Linked DNA regions of Homo sapiens: regions 1 and 2 are each linked to region 3. Evidence: chromatin loops called from intact Hi-C (ENCODE). Cell type or tissue: CD4-positive, alpha-beta T cell. All regions are shown on one strand. Region 1 holds the start of LOC124903837. Region 2 overlaps PIK3CD (phosphatidylinositol-4,5-bisphosphate 3-kinase catalytic subunit delta). Region 3 overlaps CTNNBIP1 (catenin beta interacting protein 1).

Region 1 (8,000 bases), 250 kb before region 3:
CCCCAGCTCATGACAGCCCAGCCCATGGCCTTCCTGGCGGCTCAGGGTTAGGAAAAGCTGTGCCTTCAGGGAGGCAGGGAGTGGGGGTCTTTCCTGCTAGGGAAGCCTTTGGCCAAGAGAAGAATTGGGGGTGAGCCTCACCAGTCTCAGAGAGTACCCTGGGCAGAGCCTTGAGCTCCCCACAAACTGCATGCTCTAGGGGGCTGCTCAGCTGCACAGCGAACCCACCCACCCAAACAATGTTCTGACCAGGTCTCTGCTTTGCAGGTCGTTTCGGCCCTTCCCTGGTCCGGGGCCTCCTGGCCGTGAGCTTGGCCGCCAACGCCCTGTTCACCTCGGTGTTTCTGTACCAGAGCCTGCGCTGACCCACCGTTGGAGCCCCTCGGAGGGGAGCAACCCGGTGCCTGCTGCTTCACCACTGCCGGCCTCAGGACCCTCCCTGGAGGGGCTGCCACCTCTGCCCTCATCTCCAGGGCCTTGACCTCACTGGACTGTGACTGTCCTCAGGACACCTGCCCCTCCTCACCTAACGGACTGCAGGGCTGAGCATGTGTCTGAGGTCACACTCTCTGCCCACTCACCTCCTTGGCTGACATCGGTTGTGTTTGGTGCTGACACTCTGATCCCGAAGCCAGGGAGCCCCAAGGGGCTGCATGACCCTGGGGTGCCCCACACAGTTCAGCCCTGCCTGGCAGGGACGCCAGTACTACTGTAACTGCAGCAGGAGCTGCCCGGCCTGCCTTCTGGCCCCACGCCCACAGGCGTAGTCACATCTTTGTACTGTACTCCCCTGTCTCACCTGGGGCAACCTCAGAGCCCCACTAAGCTGAAGGCCCCCTGGGGGAGGGGGAAGCATGGTCCTTATCATCTGCCCTATCTTGCCCCTTCCTGTGGAGTGGGCAGAAGGGCTCCCGGGATCCTCAGAGCTCCCAGGTCTGAGCAGCCAAAGGCCCAGCTGGGCCTCCAGGACCAGCGCGAGCCCCTGCCCCACCCTCCCCTGCCCCATGTGCCCTGCTTTGTGACCTCTGTTGACCTTCCTGGAAGCAGCCCCATTACCCTGAGAATGCGGAGCGCCCTGGCCCACCTCGCCCTGTGTTTCCAGGCCTGCACGTCTGGTCCTTCAGCTGCACATGGAACTGCAGGGCAGGCTGGCGGGGGGCCTTCAGATCTCAGATGAGACTGCACCCCTTCGACCACCCTACTGGGCACCTGCCTCCAGCCCCTGAGAACTCCATCTTCCCCTAGTTCTGCCCAGGAGCCCCTGAGAACCCCATCTTCCCCTGGTTCTCTTGCCCACTCCCCTGCTGGGGCTCCTTCCTGGCACTGAGGAGGGGCGCTCCCAATGCTGTGAGGCAGCGGGGAGGGACCGTGCACCCGTGGCTATCAGAGCCCCTCCGCTGTCCCACCCTGGGCCTGGGACACGGGCCTGGGGCAGTGTGTGTCTGCTGGTCATGTGCTGGTGCCAGTTGGGGAGGAATCAGCTGTCTCGGTGGATTCTGAGACTCACTGTGGGGCGGGAAGAAGGGTCTTCACTCTGCCATTCAGGGATAAAGTTTAATTTTATTTTTCTACACATTTTGCCAGGTCAGGCATTTTGCTAGTAAGCAGGATGCCCCCAACTCTCCCTGCCATGGAGGATTCTTTTTTTTAAGCTTTGGGTGCTTTTTTAATACTTTTTTTTTTAATGTGGGGAAGGAGCTTGCTCTGACGTCACCCTCCTCTCCCCTGACTCCTGTCCTGAGAGCTGTGGATGCCGCCTCCTGCCCTGCCTACCCCTGAAACGTGGGGAATGGGGGCCCCAGGACAGCATCAGGACTTTTGAGTCCAGCTGCCAGCAATGGTTCCAACTCGGAGGCAGCGCCTCTTGGTCCCCATTTCTGTATAGCAGGCGTGTGTGTGTGTGTCGAGGTTTTTTATTTTTTGCTTAATCAAACTCCATTCCCAAATGCACTCCATCTCTGGCTCTGAGGGCGCTCCCTCCTCTCAGCCGGGCAGCCTGGCCTCTCCTGCCCAGACCTGCGGTCCCAGCATCCCCCAGAGCCAGGGAACAGGCCCAGCGGGAGGGGGTTTTATGTTTTGTTTCAAACAGAAAACACAACCTTATTTTTCTTTACAAAAGCAAAAAAGGAAACCAAAAAAGATACAGCCTTTGAATGATGCCTGCTGGCTGTCTGTATTCGTTTGCTTGGGCAGCTCGGGCCTTCCAGGTAGGGCAGGGTCCCTGCTAAGGGGGCTCTCATCCACTTTCTCTTTCCTCTTCAACGGGGGGTTCTGGAGTGGGGGGCTCGGGTTGGGGTGGCCACAGTGTGACCAGACAGTGTCCCTGGAGGGGCTTAGGGATTTGGACAGGAGACTCGCTGCCTGGCTGAGCCTGGGCCGGAAGGACACCCCAGAGTTTGCTGCGCAGAGAAGGGTGTCCAGGCAGGAAATGCTCAGCTCAGCTCTTCAGAAAAGCCTGAGCCCACCAGCCATCCCTGACCGTCCTTGCCCCTGGCTGCAGGGACCACGGTCAGGTTGTGAAAAAGACCTCGTCTTCCTCAGAGAGGGCTTAGAGCTGCTGCACGGCTCCATGCTGAGGCGGCGGGGATGGGGAATGGCCAGGGTGTCACAGCACAAGCTCTGGGGTCACCTTTCTGGTGACTGGGATCTGCATTTCTGTTGGCTTCAGTTTGACACGGGAGTAACAGGACGGCCATCCGGGGCTGATATGGGGACCCTTAAGCCACAGCACAACGCAGAGGGAGCTCTACCAAGGTGGGCTGTCATTCTGGCCCAGTGCCCAGCGGGCAGGAGGACCACAGCCAGTGAGCAGGGGGACCGGCTCCCAGGGGCCGGCAGGACCAACCTGAACCAGACCCTGAGGGCAGATGAGGGTGCAGGGCTGGGACGGCTTCCCATCAGGAGCTTCCTGCAGCGGGAGCCACAAACGCCTCTGAGCTCACTGACCTCGGGTCCTCAAGATGTTGGGAACATCATGTTTAAACCTGAGGCTCAGGCTTCCAGCAGCCCATTCAGCTCCTACCCCGGCCTGGCGAGGAGAGGCCAAGTGAGGGCAGCAGAGAGCCAAGCGCCCTCAGCTGTGAGGTTCTCCCCAACTTGGGAGCAACAGTAGTAACGCCATCTATGGTTTTCTTATCAAAAGGTAACACATTTATGTAGAAAACCTAGAAATAGAAGTGAGCAAAAAAGAAAATGCCTCATAATCCTGGCATTAAGATATTGGCATCTCTTCTTTGTGGTGGTTTTGTTTGAGACAGGGTCTCGCTGTCCCCCAGGCTGGAGTGCAGTGATGCAATCATAGCTCACTGCAGCCTCAACCTCAGGGGCTCAAACATTCCTCCTGCCTCAGCCCTCCCAGTAGCTGGGAATACAGGTGCACACCACCACACGCAGCTAATTTTTGTTGTATTTTTTGTAGAGAAGAGGTTTCACCATGTTGCCCAGGCTGGTTTCGAACTCCTGAGCTCAAGCAATCCACCCACCTCAGCCTCCCAAAGTCCTGGGATTATAGGTATGAGCCACTGTGCCTGGCCAGAATCTTCAGTAGAATAATTCACCTCTGAAGGATTATCCCAAGGGCCCACTGCAGTAGCTCATGCCTGTAATCCCAGCACTTTGAGAGGCCAAGGCAGGAGGATTTCTTGAGCCCAGGAGTTCAACAGCAGCCTGGGTAATACAGTGTAAACTCGTCTCTGCAAAAACAAGAAAATTAGCTGGGGCCGGGCACAGTGGCTCACACCTGTAATCCCAGCACTTTGGGAGGCCGAGGCGGGTGGATCATGAGGTCAGGAGATCGAGACCATCCTGGCTAACAGGGTGAAACCGCGTCTCTACTAAAAATACAAAAAATTAGCTGGGCGTGGTGGCGGGCGCCTGTAGTCCCAGCTACTCGGGAGGCTGAGGCAGGAGAATGGCGTGAACCTGGGAGGCGGAGCTTGCAGTGAGCCGAGATGGCGCCACTGCACTCCAGCCTGGGCGACAGAGCGAGACTCCGTCTCAAAAAAAAAAAAAAAAAGCTGGGTGTGGTGGCACATGCCTGTCCTCCCAGCTACTCGGGAAGCTGAGGTGGGAGGATTGCTTGAGTCCCTGGGAGGTCATGGCTGCAGTGAGCTGTGATTGCACCACTGCCCAGCCTGAGTGACAAGAGCAAGACCCTCTCTCTAAAAAATAAGATGCTAAAGCTTTTTGTGTGTTGCATTACAGAAAGGTACAGAAAAATTAGTTTCGTACTTGAGCTGAGTTTTGCTGTAGAAACCTGCCCCTGGTTCCCAGGCATCTTCCACCATGCAGTTGAAAGCTCATCAGAAGATCAGGAAGGAATTTGGAGAGGTGAAGAGAGGCAGGCAGGGTGCCCGGCACCACCCCTCTCTAGCAGAGAAGCTCAGTTTTCTTAGGCAGGGTTTCAACTGAGAAGAATTTACAGGTTACAGTAAAGAAATCATCTTGGGCCGGGTGCGGTGGCTCACGCCTGTAATCCCAGCACTTTGGGAGGCCGAGGTGGGTGGATCACCAGAGGTCGGGAATTTGAGACCAGCCTGACCAACATGGAGAAACCCCATCTCTACTAAAAAAAATAATAATAATAATACAAAATTAGCCAGGCGTGCTGGAGCATGCCTGTAGTCCCAGCTACTTGGGAGGCTGAGGCAGGAGAATCTCTTGAACCCGGGAGGCGGAGGTTGCAGTGAGCCAAGATCGCACCATTGCACTCCAGCCTGGGCTACAAGAGCGAAACTCCGCCTCTAAATAAATAAATAAATAAATAAATAAATAAGCCTTATTGGTTTTGGTAGATTTTAGCCAGCTTCTTTACTGCAAACTGTTTTATCAGTAAGGTCTTTATGACCTGTGTCTTGTGCTAACCCACTTTTTTCTGTTTTATATCAGAAAAGTCTACCGATTTTTCTTTTTTTAAGTTCAAAAACTACTATAGCATACCACCCACCATACCAACCTACTAGCCGTGTGACGCTGGACCCCTCTGTGCAACAGGAAAGGGCCTAGGTGACCCCCTGTTTCTTCTGAGGGACGATCAGAGGCAGGAACTCTCCCCCCACCCCCACCATAGGTGTCTTCTGTGGGGTCCAGAGTGGCTCTACCACTGCAAAATGCTTTCTGTGATTTCAACTGAGGATATCTTGCTACAAAGGCAGAGGGAAGTGGGGAAAGCTGTTTTCAGTCCTTAAAGGGCTGAAGTGCAGCCCCCTGAGCTTGGTGCCAACTTGGGGTTCTCCACACACCCTTTCACCAGCCAAGTGTGCGTGTCCAGCCCTGTTCACCGGGTGGGACTGAGCTGGACCACAGTGAAGGAGGGGAGGACTCCGGGATTTCCACAGCAGGTTCTTTCCTTAGTTCATCCATCCTCAGCCACTGTGCAGCCATCAATACGGTGCCCCTAGGGTGGGCCAGACTGTGCTGGGTCCACGAGATACAATGAATGATGAGCAACACTGAGCTGTCCCTGTCCCAAAGAGCTTACCTCGAGTAGGGGGTCAGACTTGGGCAGGCACACAGATACTTATGTAATTATCCACTTAAAAGTGCAGCAGAGGCCCAGGGAAATGCCAGCAGGGGCATCGCATAGGTTGTGAATTTAGTTTTTGAGTTTTTTTGTTTTTTTTTTTTCCTGGAGATAGGGTCTCGCTCTGTCACCCAGGCTGGAGTGCAGTGACACGAACTTGACTCACTGCAGCCTCCATCCCCTGGGTCCAAGGGATTCTCAGGCCTCAGCCTTCCGAGTAGCTGGGACTACAGGCGCACGCACCACGCCCGGCTAAATTAAAAAAACTGGGGGCTGGGCACAGTGGCTCATGCCTGTAATCCTAGCACTTTGGGAGGCTGAGGCGGGCAGATCACCTGAGGTCAGGAGTTCGAGACCAGCCTGGCCAACATGGTGAAACCCTGTCTCTACTAGAAATACAAAAATTAGCCAGGCAAGATGGTGCACACCTGTAATTGCAGCTACTCGGGAGGCTGAGTCAGAATTGCTTGAACCCAGGAGGCAGAGGTCGCAGTCAGCTGAGATCGCACCACTTCACTCCAGCCTGGGCAACAGAGCAAGATTCCATCTCAAAAAAAAAAAAAAAGAAAAATTTTGTATTTTTGTAGTACAGACGGTGTTTCACCATGTAGCCCAGGCTGTCAACTGAGTTTTGAGCATTTGCACTGGACGCTTCAGAGACGCCCACTGGAGTCCTCTGCCCTGTGTTCCCTGCCTGGAGCTTGCACAACCACGCAGCACGCACCTCTCATCCTTCAGTTCTCATCCTAAACGGCCACCCACCGCCTGCGAGAGGCCTTTTCCCACTGTGCTCTCAATATCCGCAAATCACTTCCACTAAATCTGCGCTGTGATTGCCTCATGACCGCTGGACTGCATGCCTCCCCCATTAGAATGTCATTTCCACTAGAACAGGGCCCTTGGGTCGTAGTTGGGGCTCATTAAACATTGAATGAATGGTTGAATGAAATGTCCCTTAGCTACATGTAGGCATCTCCCAGTCTCAGCTCTGAGGGGAGGTGGCAGGAGGCACACACATCTGGAGCTCCTGAAGCCAGGGTGAGAACAGTGAGCTGCAGCTGAGGCTCAGAGCTCCTGGCTTCGGGGCACCCGTTCTGGAGCTGGAGGGAAGGGAAGTGTGTTGGAGGTGAGCCGGTGGCTCAGCTGGGCCAGAGCTGAGAACAGATCACGAGGGAGGCTTGGGAAGGGCTGTCCTGCACGCTCCATCTCCAGAGAGTTCCAAAATTCACTTGGGGCTGGGTATGGTGGCTCACGCCTGTAATCCCAGGCATGGGAGGCTGAGGCAGGAAGATCTCTGGAAACCAGGAATTTGAGACCAGGCTGGGCAACATAGTGAGACCCCATCTCTACAAAAAACTTTTAAAAAATTAGCCAGGCAGGCCGGGCACAGCGGCTCACGCCTGTAATCCCAACACTTTGGGAGGCTGAGGCAGGCAGATCACCTGAGGTCGGGAGTTCGAGACCATTCTGGTCAACATGTTGAAACCCCATCTCTACTAAAAATACAAAAATTAGGTGGATGTGGTGGTGCGTGCCTGTAGTCCCAGCAACTCAGGAGGCTGAGGCAGGAGAATTGCTTGAACCTGGGAGGCGGAGGCTGCAGTGAGCCGAGATCGCCCCACTGCACTCCAGCCTAGTGACAAAGCGAGACTCTGTCTCAAAAAAAAAAAAAAAAAAGAGTGACCTCTGGTCGTCCTCACTGCTGCACTCCCACCAGCGCCATGACAGTTTACAGATGCCATGGCAATGTCAGGAAATTACCCTCTATGGTCTAAAAAGGGGAGGCAGGAATAATCCACCCCTTGTTTAGCATATCATCAAGAAATAGCCATAAAAATAAACAGAGCAGCCCATGGGCTGCTGTGTCTATGGACTAGCCATTCTTTCACCACTTTACTTAATAAATTTGCTTTTGCTTTGCACTGTGGACTTGCCCTGAATTCTTTCTTGTGTGAGATCCAAGAACCCACTCTTGGGGTCTGGATCAGGACTTCTTTCCGGTAACACAAGAGTGCAGGGACCGTGACCCCCTCTACCTGGAACATCAAACAGGAGTGCAGATGTAGTGGTGCCAAATGAATTTTTTTTTTTTTTTTTTGAGACGGAGTCTTGCACTGGTTGCCTGGGCTGGAGTGCAGTGGCACGATCTGGGCTCACTGCAATGTCCGCCTCCCGGGTTCAATCGATTCTTCTGCCTCAGCCTCCTGAGTAGCTGGGATTACAGGCACCTGCCACCACAACCGGCGATTTTTTGTATTTTTAGTGGAGATGGGGTTTCACTATGTTAGTCAGGCTGGTCTCGAACTCCTGACCTCGTGATCTGCCTGCCTCGGCCTCCCAAAATGCTGGGATTACAGGCGTGAGCCACCACACCTGGCATGAATTTTCCTTCACTGAAATTTTTTTTAGAGACAGTCTTGCTCTGTCTCCCAGGCTGGAGTGCAGTGGCGCTATCTCGGCTCACTGCAACCTCCGCCTC
Region 2 (8,000 bases), 140 kb before region 3:
TGGGTGGGGAGGCGCACCTGGGGGCGGAGCTGGGGGCAGACCACAGCCTCTGGCTACCCACCACCCTGACCCCGGCCAACCCCCACCCTCACCCTGGCCAACCTTCACCCTGACCCTGGCCACCCACCACCCTGACCCTGGCTGGCCATCACCCTTACCCTGACCACCTCCACCCTGACCCCGGCCGCCCCCAAGCCTGACCTCGGCTCCCCCCAGATGCTCTACCTGCTGTGCTCCTGGCCGGAGCTGCCCGTCCTGAGCGCCCTGGAGCTGCTAGACTTCAGCTTCCCCGATTGCCACGTAGGCTCCTTCGCCATCAAGTCGCTGCGGAAACTGACGTGAGTCCCAGCTGGGCGCTCCCCACTTCTCCAGAGGGCAGCTGTGTCCTGGCTGCCAGGACGTGGGCTCTGGGTGGGGCCTGAACCTTCCCGTGGGCTTGCTCCCTCCTGCCTGGCCTCCCTCTGGCTGCCGAGGGAGCTCCCTCCTGTCCTGAGTCGGGGAGCTCCAGGCCCCAGCGCCTTCCTTCCCTGCAGGGACGATGAGCTGTTCCAGTACCTGCTGCAGCTGGTGCAGGTGCTCAAGTACGAGTCCTACCTGGACTGCGAGCTGACCAAATTCCTGCTGGACCGGGCCCTGGCCAACCGCAAGATCGGCCACTTCCTTTTCTGGCACCTCCGGTAGCGGGACTTGCCCCAGCCGTTCTGTGGGAATCCCAGCCCCTGAGTCTCCCTGGAAGGCCACTGGGGACGTTTCCAGCAGGCCTGGGTGTCCTGGCCTCGCTAGGTCCTGCTGGGCGGGAGGGGCTGCGTGGTGCTGCCTGGTGAGGCTCAGCCCTCCCTTCACCTTCCAGCTCCGAGATGCACGTGCCGTCGGTGGCCCTGCGCTTCGGCCTCATCCTGGAGGCCTACTGCAGGGGCAGCACCCACCACATGAAGGTGCTGATGAAGCAGGTGAGGCCCAAGGCCCTGGGGGGCGGGCAGGGGGCGGCCCTGAGCGTCTGGGAATCCCCAGGGCTGGGTCGAGGCTGGGACCTGCCCACCGCCGCCCTCCCATCTGCCCACCAGGGGGAAGCACTGAGCAAACTGAAGGCCCTGAATGACTTCGTCAAGCTGAGCTCTCAGAAGACCCCCAAGCCCCAGACCAAGGAGCTGATGCACTTGTGCATGCGGCAGGAGGCCTACCTAGAGGCCCTCTCCCACCTGCAGTCCCCACTCGACCCCAGCACCCTGCTGGCTGAAGTCTGGTGAGCCCAAGCCCCGCCACAAGGGTTCCTCCCACCCCTGGGAGGCCGGTAGAGGAGCCCCTGCTGACTGCCCGCTCTCTGGCCTGGCAGCGTGGAGCAGTGCACCTTCATGGACTCCAAGATGAAGCCCCTGTGGATCATGTACAGCAACGAGGAGGCAGGCAGCGGCGGCAGCGTGGGCATCATCTTTAAGAACGGGGATGGTGAGGGCCTGGCCTCCCCACACCCCGCCTGTACTGCCCTGGGGGGTCCTGGGGTGCTCCTAGAGTGGGGGTGGAGAAGACAGAATCCTGGGACTTAAGGGCTTGGGTGTAGCTGGAAGCAGAGAACCTACCAGAAACTCACGCTTCTCCTCCCACCGGCCGGTGGCACAGACCTCCGGCAGGACATGCTGACCCTGCAGATGATCCAGCTCATGGACGTCCTGTGGAAGCAGGAGGGGCTGGACCTGAGGTGAGGACCCCCACCCCACATCGTCCCTTGGTGTCTGTGCCCAGCCTGGGAGTCTGTGCCCCTGGAGGGGTCCTTGTTGAAGGTGGCATGACCATCTCAGCCGGGGAAAGGGCTTTCCTAGGAAGACCCGGAGGCGGTTTAACTCTAGGCCAGGAGGCGGCGGGCAGCAGGATGCGTGAAGGCTGCTCCTGAGGCTTAGTGTGTACCCTGCTCTGTTGCTTTAGTTGCCCAGGTGCCCCTGGCTTCCCCAGCCCATCTTGGGAAGCAGTGGCGTCTTCTCCCAAGGCCTCTGTCTGGTTCTCTTCCAAGCAAATGTGAACTCAGCTGTGGTGCTTTCTGCACCTCAGATGCTGGTGCCGGCATCTCCAAGGAGCCAGCATCTCTCACCTGCTTTTTAGCAATGTGGGCAGCAGCATCTTCTGTGGCTTTTTGGGGCACCATGAGTTTCTGGGGCTCAAGTGGCCTCAGGGACAGCCCTTGACCATGCCATTTGCCCGTCCCTCTTCCCCCTTGCCTAGGATGACCCCCTATGGCTGCCTCCCCACCGGGGACCGCACAGGCCTCATTGAGGTGGTACTCCGTTCAGACACCATCGCCAACATCCAACTCAACAAGAGCAACATGGCAGCCACAGCCGCCTTCAACAAGGATGCCCTGCTCAACTGGCTGAAGTCCAAGAACCCGGGGTGGGTTTCAGGCCCAGGGATAGGTTCCCTCTCCTTTCCAAGAGGTGTGGAGTGGGAGGGCCTCGCCTGTCAGAACAAAGGAGCGGGGAGGGGCCTCAGACCATCTTTGTGGCTACTTGGCTCAGTTGAGGACCAGCCTGTGTCTGGGTTGGGGTGAGGTAGGTCTCTCTTCCCCAAGTATCAGTGTCTCTTGCTATGCAACACCATCCAAAGCGCAGGGCTTTAAAAAACAGCCATTTACGATTGGCTCACAGATCTGCAGCTGGGGCTGGGCTCAGCCGGGTGGCTTTTCTGCTGGTTCCACATAATCACTCATGCAGCTGTTCTCATCTGGTGCCTTAACTGGGCCAGTGGGGTCTGAGATAACCCATCTCATTCCTGGGGCCTTGGCGCCAGCTGTCTGTGATGCCTCTCTGCATGTGGTCTCCTCATTTAGCAGCCTCACCTTCCTTCCGTGGCTCTGTATTGAGGGTATGGGGTTCAAGATCTGCAGGGGTCTTCATGCCTTGGCTCTGGAATAGCGTCTGCAAGCGATGTCCAGCATTGTGTCCTCCATGTTCTGTTGGTCAAAGCAAGTCACAGGGCCAGATTCAAGGGGAGAGGGAGTAATAACCCACCTCTTGATAGGCGGAGCTGCAAAATGGTATGGCCATGCTTTTTAATCTTCCCCACCCAGGGAGGCCCTGGATCGAGCCATTGAGGAGTTCACCCTCTCCTGTGCTGGCTATTGTGTGGCCACATATGTGCTGGGCATTGGCGATCGGCACAGCGACAACATCATGATCCGAGAGAGTGGGCAGGTACAGGGGCTGGTGCTGGCGGCTGCTGTGGGGACTTGGCTTCTGGCCCCAGCCTGCTGGCCCCTCTGCCTAGCACACAGCTCTGTGGCAGGGGTCCCCCAGCCCTGCTGGCTTCCTGTCTCCCCTGGATTCTCTCCTGTCTGACACCTTCTCAATCCTCCCCCTCCTCTCCCCTCCCCTCAGCTGTTCCACATTGATTTTGGCCACTTTCTGGGGAATTTCAAGACCAAGTTTGGAATCAACCGCGAGCGTGTCCCATTCATCCTCACCTACGACTTTGTCCATGTGATTCAGCAGGGGAAGACTAATAATAGTGAGAAATTTGAACGGTGAGAGTGCCTGAGCCCCACCAGATGCCCCTCGGTGTGGGGCCCCAGGGAACAGGGCAGAGGTTCCCAGGCAGGGTGCAGGATGGGGCTCAGGTCTCAACCCCACACCTGGCCCCTCACCCCAACTGTTGATGGGTTTGGAACATGCCCCTGCTCCACCCTGCAGTGCCCCTTTTGGGCAATGTGGGCAGGTTTGTGGGTCATGTAGCAGGAGGCTGGCTGGGGCACGGGGGTCAGTTAGCAGAACTGGAGGCCTTGTGTCCACCCATTATCAGGGCAAGGGCAGGTGTCCTTGGGGAAGGGGCTGGTTGGATGCAGAGCGGCCCTCTGGCCTGTGGCTGGGAGTTCCCAGAGCCTCACTTCCTCTGTCCCCTACCTGCAGGTTCCGGGGCTACTGTGAAAGGGCCTACACCATCCTGCGGCGCCACGGGCTTCTCTTCCTCCACCTCTTTGCCCTGATGCGGGCGGCAGGCCTGCCTGAGCTCAGCTGCTCCAAAGACATCCAGTATCTCAAGGTATGTGCCGGGCAGGAGACTGCTGTCGCCAGTGGACTTCCAAGGCCTGCCCCCGAGCAATGTGACCTAGGAGGGCCCTGAATGCAGTAGGCCCCAAAGGGCACTGAGCTGTGTGTGCCTCATGCCGTCCCAGGACCCAGCAGTGGAGCTGGTGGGCGGTGGAGGGGAAAGTGGCTGGACCAGAGTTGAGCCGCCCAGGCATGGTTCCACTCAGTGGCAGATGTGTAGTGACCTCTCCTGGTTGGGGTGCTGTGCTCAGGGCTGCGGGGCTTTCAGGTGTCCACTAGGGGGCCGCGTGAGCGCTGGCTCCCTCTGCCTTCTAAAAGATATTTTTTGGCCAGGCTGGGTGGCTCACGCCTGTAATCTCAGCACTTTGGGAGGCCGAGGTGGGCGGATCACCTGAGGTCGGGAGTTCAACACCAGCCTGACCAACATGGAGAAACCCCGTCTCTACTAAAAATACAAAATTAGCTGGGCATGGTGGTGCATTCCTGTAATCCCAGCTACTTTCGGGAGGCTGAGGCAGGAGAATCGTTTGAACCCAGGAGGCGGAGGTTGCAGTGAGCCGAGATTGTGCCATTGCACTCCAGCCTGGGCAGCAGGAGCAAAACTCGGTCTCAAAAAAAATAAAAATAAATAATAAAAAAAGATATTTTTCCAGGCCGGGTGCGGTGGCTCACGCCTGTAATCCCAGCACTTTGGGGGGCTGAGGTGGGCAGATCACGAGGTCAGGAGTTCGAGATCAGCCTGACCAACATGGTGAAACCCTGTCTCTACTAAAAATACAAAAATTAGTCAGGTGTGGTGGCACGCACCTGTAATCCCAGCTACTCAGGAGACTCAGGCAGAAGAATCACTTGAACCTGGGAGGCAGAAGTTGCAGTGAGCCGAGATCATGCCACTGCACTCTAGCCTGGGCAACAAAGGCAAAACTCCGTCTCAAAAAATAATAATAAAATAAAAATAAACATAAATAAAAGATATTTTTCCAGGCTGGGCATGGTGGCTCATGCCTCCGTAATCCCAGCACTTTGGGAGGCTGAGGCAGGTGGATCACCTGAGGTCAGGAGTTTGAGACCAGCCTGGCCAACATGGTGAAACCACATCTCTACTTAAAATACAAAAAATCAGCCAGGCATGGTGGCACATGCCTGTAATCCCAGCTACTCATGAGGCTGAGGCAGAAGAATCACTTGAACACGAGAGACTGAGGCTGCAGTAAGCCTAGATCGCGCCACTGCACTCCAGCTCGGGTGACAGAGCAAGACTCTGTCTCAAAAAGAAAAAATTGGCCGGGCACGATGGCTCAGGCCTGTAAACCCAGCACTTTGGGAGGCCAAGGCGGGTGAATCATGAGGTCAGGAGATCGAGACCATCCTGGCTAACACGGTGAAACCCCGTCTCTACTAAAAAATACAAAAAATTAGCCAGGTGTGGTGGCGGCTGCCTGTAGTCCCAGCTACTTGGGAGGCTGAGGCAGAAGAATCACTTGAACCTGGGAGGCGGAGGTTGCAGTGAGCCGAGATCATGCCCCTGCACTCCAGCCTGGGCGACAGAGTGAGACTGTCTCAAAAAAATGTATATATACAGATACATATGTATTTTTTTTCCTTCTTGTGTCCTCTCCATGTGAGAAGGTGGGATGGGGCGGTGAGGCTGCTGGGGCCACACATGCTTGCCAGGACCTTCCCTCTGGTGACCAGTCCCTGCAAAAGCAGCTGCTCCCATGCTCCTCCCAGAGCCATTTCTCCAGTAGGGGAGGCGAGGTCACTTGGGAACTGGGGGCTCTGGGGCCAAGATGTCTTTGGCACCTTCATTTGAGGGTGGGAGCGGAATAGAGAGCTTTTCCTGAGATGCTGGGAGCTCTCTACTAACCATTTCATTCAGTGACTCTGAAGTCCCCAGAGAGGGACGCATCCCAGAGCAAGGTCCGGGCCCCCTTAACGTGGACACCGCTGTGATTTGTTTGCAGGACTCCCTGGCACTGGGGAAAACAGAGGAGGAGGCACTGAAGCACTTCCGAGTGAAGTTTAACGAAGCCCTCCGTGAGAGCTGGAAAACCAAAGTGAACTGGCTGGCCCACAACGTGTCCAAAGACAACAGGCAGTAGTGGCTCCTCCCAGCCCTGGGCCCAAGAGGAGGCGGCTGCGGGTCGTGGGGACCAAGCACATTGGTCCTAAAGGGGCTGAAGAGCCTGAACTGCACCTAACGGGAAAGAACCGACATGGCTGCCTTTTGTTTACACTGGTTATTTATTTATGACTTGAAATAGTTTAAGGAGCTAAACAGCCATAAACGGAAACGCCTCCTTCATGCAGCGGCGGTGCTGGGCCCCCCGAGGCTGCACCTGGCTCTCGGCTGAGGATTGTCACCCCAAGTCTTCCAGCTGGTGGATCTGGGCCCAGCAAAGACTGTTCTCCTCCCGAGGGAACCTTCTTCCCAGGCCTCCCGCCAGACTGCCTGGGTCCTGGCGCCTGGCGGTCACCTGGTGCCTACTGTCCGACAGGATGCCTTGATCCTCGTGCGACCCACCCTGTGTATCCTCCCTAGACTGAGTTCTGGCAGCTCCCCGAGGCAGCCGGGGTACCCTCTAGATTCAGGGATGCTTGCTCTCCACTTTTCAAGTGGGTCTTGGGTACGAGAATTCCCTCATCTTTCTCTACTGTAAAGTGATTTTGTTTGCAGGTAAGAAAATAATAGATGACTCACCACACCTCTACGGCTGGGGAGATCAGGCCCAGCCCCATAAAGGAGAATCTACGCTGGTCCTCAGGACGTGTTAAAGAGATCTGGGCCTCATGTAGCTCACCCCGGTCACGCATGAAGGCAAAAGCAGGTCAGAAGCGAATACTCTGCCATTATCTCAAAAATCTTTTTTTTTTTTTTGAGATGGGGTCTTCCTCTGTTGCCCAGGCTGGAGTGCAGTGGTGCAATCTTGGCTCACTGTAACCTCCGCCTCCCAGGTTCAAGTGATTCTTCTGCCTCAGCCTCCTGAGTAGCTGGGATTACAGGTGTGCACCACCGTACCCAGCTAATTTTTGTATTTTAGTAGAGACGGGGGTTTCACCATGTTGGCTGGGCTGGTCTCGAACTCCTGACCTCAGGTGATCCACCCGCCTGAGCCTCCCAAAGTGCTGGGATTACAGGCATGAGCCACCGCGCCCGGCCCACTCTGCCATTGTCTAAGCCACCTCTGAAAGCAGGTTTTAACAAAAGGATGAGGCCAGAACTCTTCCAGAACCATCACCTTTGGGAACCTGCTGTGAGAGTGCTGAGGTACCAGAAGTGTGAGAACGAGGGGGCGTGCTGGGATCTTTCTCTCTGACTATACTTAGTTTGAAATGGTGCAGGCTTAGTCTTAAGCCTCCAAAGGCCTGGATTTGAGCAGCTTTAGAAATGCAGGTTCTAGGGCTTCTCCCAGCCTTCAGAAGCCAACTAACTCTGCAGATGGGGCTAGGACTGTGGGCTTTTAGCAGCCCACAGGTGATCCTAACATATCAGGCCATGGACTCAGGACCTGCCCGGTGATGCTGTTGATTTCTCAAAGGTCTTCCAAAACTCAACAGAGCCAGAAGTAGCCGCCCGCTCAGCGGCTCAGGTGCCAGCTCTGTTCTGATTCACCAGGGGTCCGTCAGTAGTCATTGCCACCCGCGGGGCACCTCCCTGGCCACACGCCTGTTCCCAGCAAGTGCTGAAACTCACTAGACCGTCTGCCTGTTTCGAAATGGGGAAAGCCGTGCGTGCGCGTTATTTATTTAAGTGCGCCTGTGTGCGCGGGTGTGGGAGCACACTTTGCAAAGCCACAGCGTTTCTGGTTTTGGGTGTACAGTCTTGTGTGCCTGGCGAGAAGAATATTTTCTATTTTTTTAAGTCATTTCATGTTTCTGTCTGGGGAAGGCAAGTTAGTTAAGTATCACTGATGTGGGTTGAGACCAGCACTCTGTGAAACCTTGAAATGAGAAGTAAAGGCAGAT
Region 3 (8,000 bases):
GTCCAGGCATCCATCCAGCAGACACCTACACTGCACCAGAGGCGGGATGGGGGACTCATGTGTGATGGTGAACACGGCACAGACCCTGGTCCCGAGGGGCTGCCAACATAAGGTGGTAAGACTGGCATGGAGCTCCAGGGCACATGCTGACTTGGAAGGGGTCAGCGAGGGCTTCATGAAGGAAGTGAAAGAACAGAGGCTGGAAGGCTGTTATGGGGGATTCCAGGAAGAACTTTCCACACTGAGCTGTAACATGGAGATCATGCCACCACCCCTAATAGGGCAGGGCCGCTGAGGGGGTCAAGGGGGTTGGTGAGCAGAGAGCTGCCTCCCTCATGCCATGCTACGAAAGGAGAGGCCGTTTCCTTACAGCCTGGTTTCTGCTGATCTACCCATGACCACAGATATTTTAACAAGGTTCCCAGTGTAACCCTCAAGCCAACTGACCTAGTTTAGGCTCTCTGGCAGCAGATCCTGAACCAGCAGCCTCAGCTTCCAAAGGGGAAAGCCTGGCTGGCCGCAGCTGGGGGAACCTTCCCTGGAAAGTGTCTTGGAGAAAGAGTGTGATCAGGTGGAGGCAGGAACAGGCCTGGGAGCCCCGGTGCCAGCACACAGCTCCCAGAGACAAGAAGGGTGGCAGCAGACCAGGGCATGGCCCCAGGAGGCCCCCAGGCAGAGAAAAAACAAGGAGCTTCCTTGACAAAATGAGCCAAGTCTAGGTCTAGGCGGGGTCCCTCTCAGCAACACCTTGACAAGGGCCTTTTCTTTTTTTAGGCCGAGTCTCGCTCTGTCGCCCAGGCTGGAGTGCAGTGGCGCGATCTCGGCTCACTGCAAGCTCCGCCTCCCGGGTTCACGCCATTCTCCTGCCTCAGCCTCCTGAGTAGCCAGGACTACAGGCGCCCGCCACCACGCCCGGCTAATTTTTTGTATTTTTAGTAGAGACGGAGTTTCACCATGTTAGCCAGGATGGTCTCAATCTCCTGACCTCGTGATCCGCCCACCTTGGCCTCCGAAAGTGCTGAGATTACAGGTGTGAGCCACCGTGCCTGGCCGGACAAGGGCCTATTCTGAGGCACTGTGGGAGGATGACAGTTCTGCGGGTGACTGGCCATGGGTGGCCTTTGCAAAGCACCATCAGAGGCCTGGAACTGTACTTGCTGGGCACCACCCCAGTGCAGTGCTGAGGCAAGAAGAGACCCGGAGCTCTCAGAGAACCAGCACATTGGAAGGCACCTATAGGTGGAGGGCCCAGGGTAAAAATGCAGCAGAAAGTGTTCCCCATTTGTTCTGCCCCTTTCTGAAATACCTAACAGCCCAAGTCATCCCTGTTCCTCAAGTAAACACTGTCCTGCTTAAAAAAGCATGTGGCTGGGCTGGGCGCAGTGGCTCATGCCTATAATCCCAGCACCTTGGGAGGCCAAGGTGGGCAGATCACGTGAGGTCAGGAGTTTGAGACAAATCTGGCCAACATGGTGAAACCCCATCCCTACTAAATATACAAAAATTAGCTGGGCATGGTGACATGCACCTGTAATCCCAGCTACCTGGGAGGCTAAGGCAAGAGAATTGCTTGAACCTGTGAGGTGGAGGTTGCAGTGAGCCAAGATAGCACCACTGCACTCCAGCCTGGGCAACAGAGTGAGACTCTGTCTCAAAAAAAAAAAAAAAAGTTTTATTGGAAATTATTTAAGAACACAGTGAAATTATCATGCGTAAAAAATGGATGTTAAAAATGGGTATTAAGGCCGGGCGCGGTGGCTCACGCCTGTAATCCCAGCACTTTGGGGGGCCGAAGCAGGTGGATCACGAGGTCAGGAGATTGAGACCATCCTGGCTAACACGGTGAAACCCCGTCTCTACTAAAAAAATATATAAAAAATTAGCCAGGCGTGGTGGCGGGCGCCTGTAGTCCCAGCTACTCAGGAAGCTGAGGCAGGAGAATGGCATGAACCCGGGAGGTGGAGTTTGCAGTGAGCCGAGACCGCACCATTGCACTCCAGCCTGGGTGACAGAGCGAGACTCTGTCTCAAAAAACAAAACAAAACAAAAAAACAACAAGAAAAAAAAACAGGTATTAAAATGTTTATGGTCCCAGCCTTGTGCTACAGATGTATGCATGTTTGTGAAAGGATGACAGGGAACTTAACAAAGGGTAAGAGTGATTACAGCTATGCAGTAGGATTCAATATTTCAAACTTTTCTGCTCTTTCTCCCTTTCCCCAGTTTTTTAAAATGACTATGCACAATTCTATAACTGGGAAAAAAATCACTACGCATTAGAGGGAGCCACACTGACCATGAGAGAAGCCTGGACTCAGCACTCCACAGGCCTGCTTCAGGAAGCTCTGGACCTCCCCATTCCTGCAGCTGCCCCTTCCCAGCAGGGCGACCTTCCTGAGAAGTACTGACTTCCTCTGGTTCAAAGCCAAGTCTCTCTGGTTTCCAGGTCTGCTTAGACACCCTTGGGGACTAGAACCCAGTTCATTTATTTGTCCAAACATGACAAACAATAAGATGGAAGCCACAGTTCCAAGCTCAAGGAGCTCAGAGCCCGGTCAATAGATGGATTAGGAGACAGTGTGGGTGTAGCACAGCTGAGGTACATGCACATGTGACAGGAGGGCCTGGCCCAGGTTGCAGGGGGCAGGGGAGTAAGGTGGGGGTGAAGGCTGGTTCCTGGCGGCCAAGAGGCAAATGCAGTGGCAGAAAGGCATGAACATGGCCATTCACTATGGCCCTTTACAGTGTGAGGTCAGGTCTTGCTCACCAAGCTAAAGGGGCTGGATTTTATCCTCAAGGCAGTGGGGAGCCACTGAATGATTTTAAGTTGGGTGGAGGCTGGGCATGGTGGCTCCCGCCTGTAATCCCAGCACTTTGGGAGGCCAAGGTGTATGGATCACCTGAAGTCAGGAGTTTGAGACCAGCCCGGGCAACATGGTGAAACCCCGTCTCTAATCAGCTGGGTGTGGTGGCGGGAGCCTGTAACCCCAGCTACTCGGGAGGCTGAGGCAGGAGAATTGCTTGAACTGGGAAGGTGGGGGCTGCAGTGAGCCGAGATCACGCCACTGCACTCCAGCCTGGGTGACAGAACAAAACTCCTTCTCAAAAAAAAAAAAAAAAGTCGAGTAGAGACCCACTAATGTCACTCTAAGCCTCCAAAAGTCTCTCCAGCTGTGGGGGTAGAGAGCAGACCTGAGGGGGCAAGATGGGAAGTCGAGATGCCAGATAGGAGTGATCTGAAGCTGTGAGACAAGAGTGAATATGGGCTCAGTCCAAGAGGGGGCTGGAAATGAGAGGGAGAGAATGAAGCAGGTCTGGGGAGCCTTAGGATGGACTCAGTAACCCATTAGGTTCCTGAGGAAGAGAGGAGTCGAGGCTGAGTCCTCGGGCGCCGTGTACTTGCTGGGCATTGGTCAGGGCAGAGCACAGGTGGAAAATCCATGTCAGCTGGGCATGGGTGGCTGTGGTGATGCTGGCCAACAGTCAGCTGGCTATGTTCTCTGTTGAGATCACAGCACTGCGTGTGGAACAGGGAGAAGAGAGGGGGCAACCCTGGAGGATGACAGCCCTGATTGAGGGAAGGGAGTGGGAAACAGCCAGTGAGGGGTGACGTGAAGGACAAGGGAGGGAAAGGAGGCTGTCATTGGTGGTCTCAGCCCAGCAGAGGCCAGGCAGGCTGGGAACTGGGGGGCCACTGGGGCCTCTGCTGGAACCACCTGGTGAGCCCGTAAGGGGAGGCCCCCACCCCAGGGTCTCCAGCACCTGCCTGGCTCCCCATAGATACTCAACAAATGTGACCGAGGAAGGAATCGAAGGGTAGGGGGTAAAGGGGTGCCCACGGCCCCCTCCCTGGGCCTCAAGTAAGGGAGCAGTGCCCCAGGTACCAGACCCATCCAGCCCTGGAGGGGAAGCATGTGCAGGGCTAAAGGTGGCGGCCAGACCCTCAGGACCAAGGTCGGGTGCTGTCCGTTGGAGGGTCTGCCTCAGACCCCCTGCTAGAGGAGTCCCGGGGTAGATGGAGCCTCCTCTGGCTCAGGGAACACCTAAAGCAGCCTGGAGCATTTGCTGAGAGACAGCGCCACCTAGTGGGCAGGAGGTGCACGCCAGGCCATTACCCACAGGCTCCAGGCCTTTGGGGTTCATTATGGCAGTCTCTGCACCCTGCTCTGGCCCCCGCATCCTGCCCCAGTCCCTGGAGACAACAATCCAGGGCTTCTTCCACCTAAGCAGTGTCTGAGCCTCTGACAGCAGGATCCTGCAGCATCAGCTGAGATTGGCTCTGCGATGGAGAAGGTGGGCAGGTGAGATTTTAACAGAGATCCATTTGCCCACATGGCACAGGCAGATGCAGGGTCCTGCCCTCACATGGGTAAGCCCAGTATGGGACTGGGCTGATTGCAGTTCTGCTGTTATTGTTGTTGTGTTTGTTTGTGGTGTCGTTAGGCTCGCAAAGAAAATAAATATGCTTATGAAACTCTTCCAGACATGGCTGACCCCTCCCCTCTCCACTCCCAGTCCACAGAATTCTCAGAACCTCCTGCAGCTCAGGTCTGTGTGGCTCAGGCCCCGGCAGCCAGGTTAGAGGTATCTTTATGGAGGTAGGGGCAGTCCACAGGGCGCCCCAGCAGCAGGGAGTGACTCCCACCACCTATTCCGCAACGATTCCCTGGGGTCTTCCCTGGCTCCAGCTTCAGCTCCAGAAGACCCCTCCCCGGAGAAAGAAGTAGCTGTGGACAGACACCACCCACCCAGAAGGGCCTGGACTCCACGGCCCACACAGTTGGTCACAGCTGCCAGCTTGCTCCTACTGCTCAGCAGTTTCAGGGCAAGGTCAACAGCTAAGTGGGGTCACTGACCTTCCTCAACAACTTGGCAGAGCTCATTTTTATTCTTAACTGTGGGTTCGGCTAGGCAAGAGTTCTCCTAAAAATATTTTTTTTAACTTTCCCTTATGACAAAGAAACAAATGTACAATGTTAAAATATTAGTTTTACAAAAATGTGTGACTTGGAAAGTTAAAGTTTCTTATATAGTCCTATCCCCTAACAATTATTATTATTATTATTTTTTGAGACAGAGTCTAGCTCTGTTGCCCAGGCTGGAGTAAAGTGGTGTGATCTTGGCTCATCGCAAGCTCCGCCTCCCAGATTCAAGCGGTTCTCCTGCCTTAATCTCCCAAGTAGCTGGGTAGCTGGGACTACTGGCACCTGCCACCATGCTCAGCTAATTTTTGTATTTTTAATAGAGACAGGATGTTGCCATGTTGGCCAGGCTGGTCTTGAACTCCTGGCCTCAGGTGATCTGCCCACCTTGGCCTCCCAAAGTGCTGGGATTACAGGCATGAACCACCACGCCCAGCACCCCTTGTCAAAAACAAAATTTCTGACAGTCTGGTATATATTCCACCAGCTTCTTTGTCTTTTAAAAATTTTTTAAATTTATGAGACAGAGTCTCCCTCTGTTGCCCAGGCTGGGGTGCAGTGGTGCGATCATGGCTCACTGCAGCATCAACCTCCTGGGCTCAAGCGATCCTCTCACCTCAGCCTCCCTAGTAGCTAGGACTACAGACGTGTGCCACCACAGCCAGCTAGTTTTTGTATTTTTTGTAGCGAGAGGGTCTCCCTATGTTGCCCAGGCTGGTCTTGAGCTCCTGGGCTCAAGCAATCCTCTTGCCATGGCCTCTCAAAGTGCTGGGATGACAGGCGTGAGCCACTGCACCTGGCCACCAGCTTTTTTTTCTATGTGCATATACAGCTTGTGTCTTGTGTGTATGTGTGTTGTTGCTGGGGTTTTGTTTTGTTTTGTTTTGTTTTTTGAGACGGAGTCTTGCTCTGCTGCCCAGGCTGGAGTGCAGCGGTGAGATCTTGGCTTCCCAAGTAGCTGGGATTACACCTGCATGCTACCATGCCCAGCTAACTTTTGTATTTTTAGTAGAGATGGGGTTTCGCCACGTTGGTCAGGCTGGTCTAGAACTCCTGACCTCAGGTGATCCACCTGCCTTGGCCTCCCAAAATGCTGGGATTACAGCTGTGAGCCACCGTACCCGGCCTGTTGCTGCTTTTTATACTGACATATGGTCCTACATTTTGATGTCTCCTATTTTGATTTTTTCCCAAGAGTATTCAACTGGAGGCTTTCTTACCATCCGAGCTCAAATTCAGGTTAACTCAGTGACCAAGACTAAGTGGGAAGGAAGGTGAGTCTCCAGGGACTCAGAAGCCTGAAGGTTTCAGGTTGACATGAGTCAGAAGCCATGGTAGAGGGTGCCATGCTAGAAACCCAGATTAGCCCTGGAAGAGAAGAGACCTCACCCAAGAGATCCCAGGATGGGGCGGGAGCCGACGCCACATAGAACAGGCTGCCGCATGATCCAGGAGGCACACCTGGGCAGACACACCCAGGCAGGTTGTGCGTGGTGAGCTGCTGTCCCAGGGAGCTGCCTGAGCCACTGCCTGGAAGGTTTCTGCTGAGTTGGGTGCACAAGCCAGGTCACACCCAGCATCGGTGCTTGGGAACAGGCCCCTGTGCCAGGACAGAGCCCTAAGACATCCAGGAGAACAAGGGCTGGCTGGTGATCTAGGTCAGGCCCCGCATGCCAGCCTCAAAGCACAGCAAACGCAGCCGTCAGCACTCTGCTTTCGGGGGCCCGCTCGCGTCTGGACATGCCACAGGTTGTAATATTTCATGGCCAATCATTCCAACAAAGCATAAAGAGAATAAAAGGAAAGGACTCTATGGAGATGCTGGTCAGAATACTAGGCCTCTGTGTCATGAGAAGCCTTCTAGAGAAGGAGAACCTTGCTGAGCAGCCAAGGGACATGGAGCTGTCCAGTAGCCATGTGGGTTATGGGCAAGATGGCAGACAGTGAAGCGCTCCTCAGCCACAGGTGTACATCCCGGGACTCCCCAGTAACCACCTGGCTGCATGACCAAGTGGCTTACTGTTCCCAAATCCCAGTTTCCTTGCCTGTTAAGTGGAAGTATTAATAATACAAATAGTAGCTACCTACAATAGAATGAAACAACGGTGCCTGCTACACAACAAACACTCACATCCTGCCTGTTACCATGCTGACTTGTTGAGGTCACCCCAAAAAGACAGAACTCCCTCAGGCGCACGGAGACATCAGGCCTTTGGGGCATTCCTCCTGGCCACAGCCAGGACCACACCAGCCACAATGTGGTCTGTGCTCAGGACAACAGTGACAGCATTGTTCTAGCACACAAGGGCAGTTTCTCTCTCCTGGACAGGGTGCTGGGTGGGTAGGGGTCAGGCCAAAGGTTAAAGAAATGCAATAATCAGTCTCTGCAGTTATGAGCGCCCCCAGACATCTCCATTTCCTGCCTCTTCCAGGCCTTAGAAAGGGATCCTGCCATTTGTCTTGTAGAGTCTTTGGCTCCCACCTGAGGAAGGAGATGGGATCAGGTGGGAGGCTCCGAAGGTTTCCTGGCTCAGCTCTGTGGGTGGAGAGAGCTGTAGCCCCTCCTAGTCAGCCCTGGGTCTCATGGATCACCCATCAAAGAGGGCTGGAGCTACGCTTTCTAAGGGAACCACAAGTCGGTGCCCCTGGGACTTGTGCCACTGCCCCAGCCCCTCTGCCGCCAACTCACCCTGGTCGATGGAGTGCGGAGGCAGCTGGCTGAGCTGGCTGTTGACCACCCCTGCATAGGTGCGCAGGAACTCCTCCTCGCTGGCTGTCAGCTGCAGGGTGAGAGAGCTGTGGTGAGGGGCAGCATGCACCTGTTCCCTGAAAGGCACCTGCACCCCTAGAGGCACCGCCTAGGCCTGCTTGGTCCCTGCTTGGTCCCTGCTCGGGCTTCTGTTTCTGAGATTTGACCCCTTTGCTTTCAGGGCCAGCCCACCCCACTCCCACCCTCCTTAAACTTGGTCCAGGGGTCCAAAGCCTTTGCCACTCAGACTGAATCTGAGATTAAGGTCTGTTCTAGTATAGGGCCAGTGGAAGACACAAGTCCTGCCCGGAAGGCTGAGGGGCGATTCC

Evidence for each region. A loop is a pair of places that touch in the nucleus more often than their neighbours do. Peaks named below come from ENCODE experiments on the same cell type or tissue, not always from the same donor. Only the 100,000 strongest peaks of a DNase experiment are listed, where the experiment ranks them.
Region 1: a loop joins it to region 3, with 9 times the contacts of the local background. A loop is called at or near these places in 85 of 110 quality-filtered maps.
Region 2: a loop joins it to region 3, with 4 times the contacts of the local background. A loop is called at or near these places in 78 of 110 quality-filtered maps.

Annotation. Positions count from the first base shown.
Region 1 is chr1:9,612,719-9,620,718 of GRCh38, forward strand. It overlaps TMEM201 (transmembrane protein 201), which reads left to right. Exons shown (of 11, transcript NM_001130924.3): 11 at 268-2,159. The coding sequence ends at 365. It overlaps LOC124903837, which reads left to right and starts at 1,946. Exons shown (of 2, transcript XM_047436734.1): 1 at 1,946-2,754. The coding sequence starts at 1,946. RefSeq lists enhancers at 2,707-3,251, 3,261-3,320. In CD4-positive, alpha-beta T cell, CTCF peaks have their summits at 3,055 and 3,257; a DNase peak (open chromatin) is centred at 3,053.
Region 2 is chr1:9,720,911-9,728,910 of GRCh38, forward strand. PIK3CD (phosphatidylinositol-4,5-bisphosphate 3-kinase catalytic subunit delta) reads left to right here. Exons shown (of 24, transcript NM_005026.5): 14 at 217-338; 15 at 534-677; 16 at 851-950; 17 at 1,065-1,243; 18 at 1,334-1,446; 19 at 1,618-1,696; 20 at 2,215-2,382; 21 at 3,059-3,182; 22 at 3,366-3,511; 23 at 3,894-4,026; 24 at 5,999-8,000. The coding sequence ends at 6,136. Among named protein-coding and RNA genes, the nearest start is that of PIK3CD-AS2, 37 kb to the left of the region's middle. RefSeq lists enhancers at 1-304, 305-1,279 and a silencer at 4,153-4,361. In CD4-positive, alpha-beta T cell, CTCF peaks have their summits at 1,061 (motif pointing right), 1,260, 4,317 (motif pointing right) and 4,520; DNase peaks (open chromatin) are centred at 201, 1,021, 4,301, 7,831 and 1 weaker place; H3K4me3 peaks cover 703 bases; H3K27ac peaks cover 2,411 bases.
Region 3 is chr1:9,863,576-9,871,575 of GRCh38, forward strand. CTNNBIP1 (catenin beta interacting protein 1) reads right to left here. Exons shown (of 6, transcript NM_020248.3): 5 at 7,612-7,702. Among named protein-coding and RNA genes, the nearest start is that of CTNNBIP1-AS1, 19 kb to the left of the region's middle. RefSeq lists an enhancer at 7,779-8,000. In CD4-positive, alpha-beta T cell, CTCF peaks have their summits at 4,083 (motif pointing left) and 4,284; a DNase peak (open chromatin) is centred at 4,076.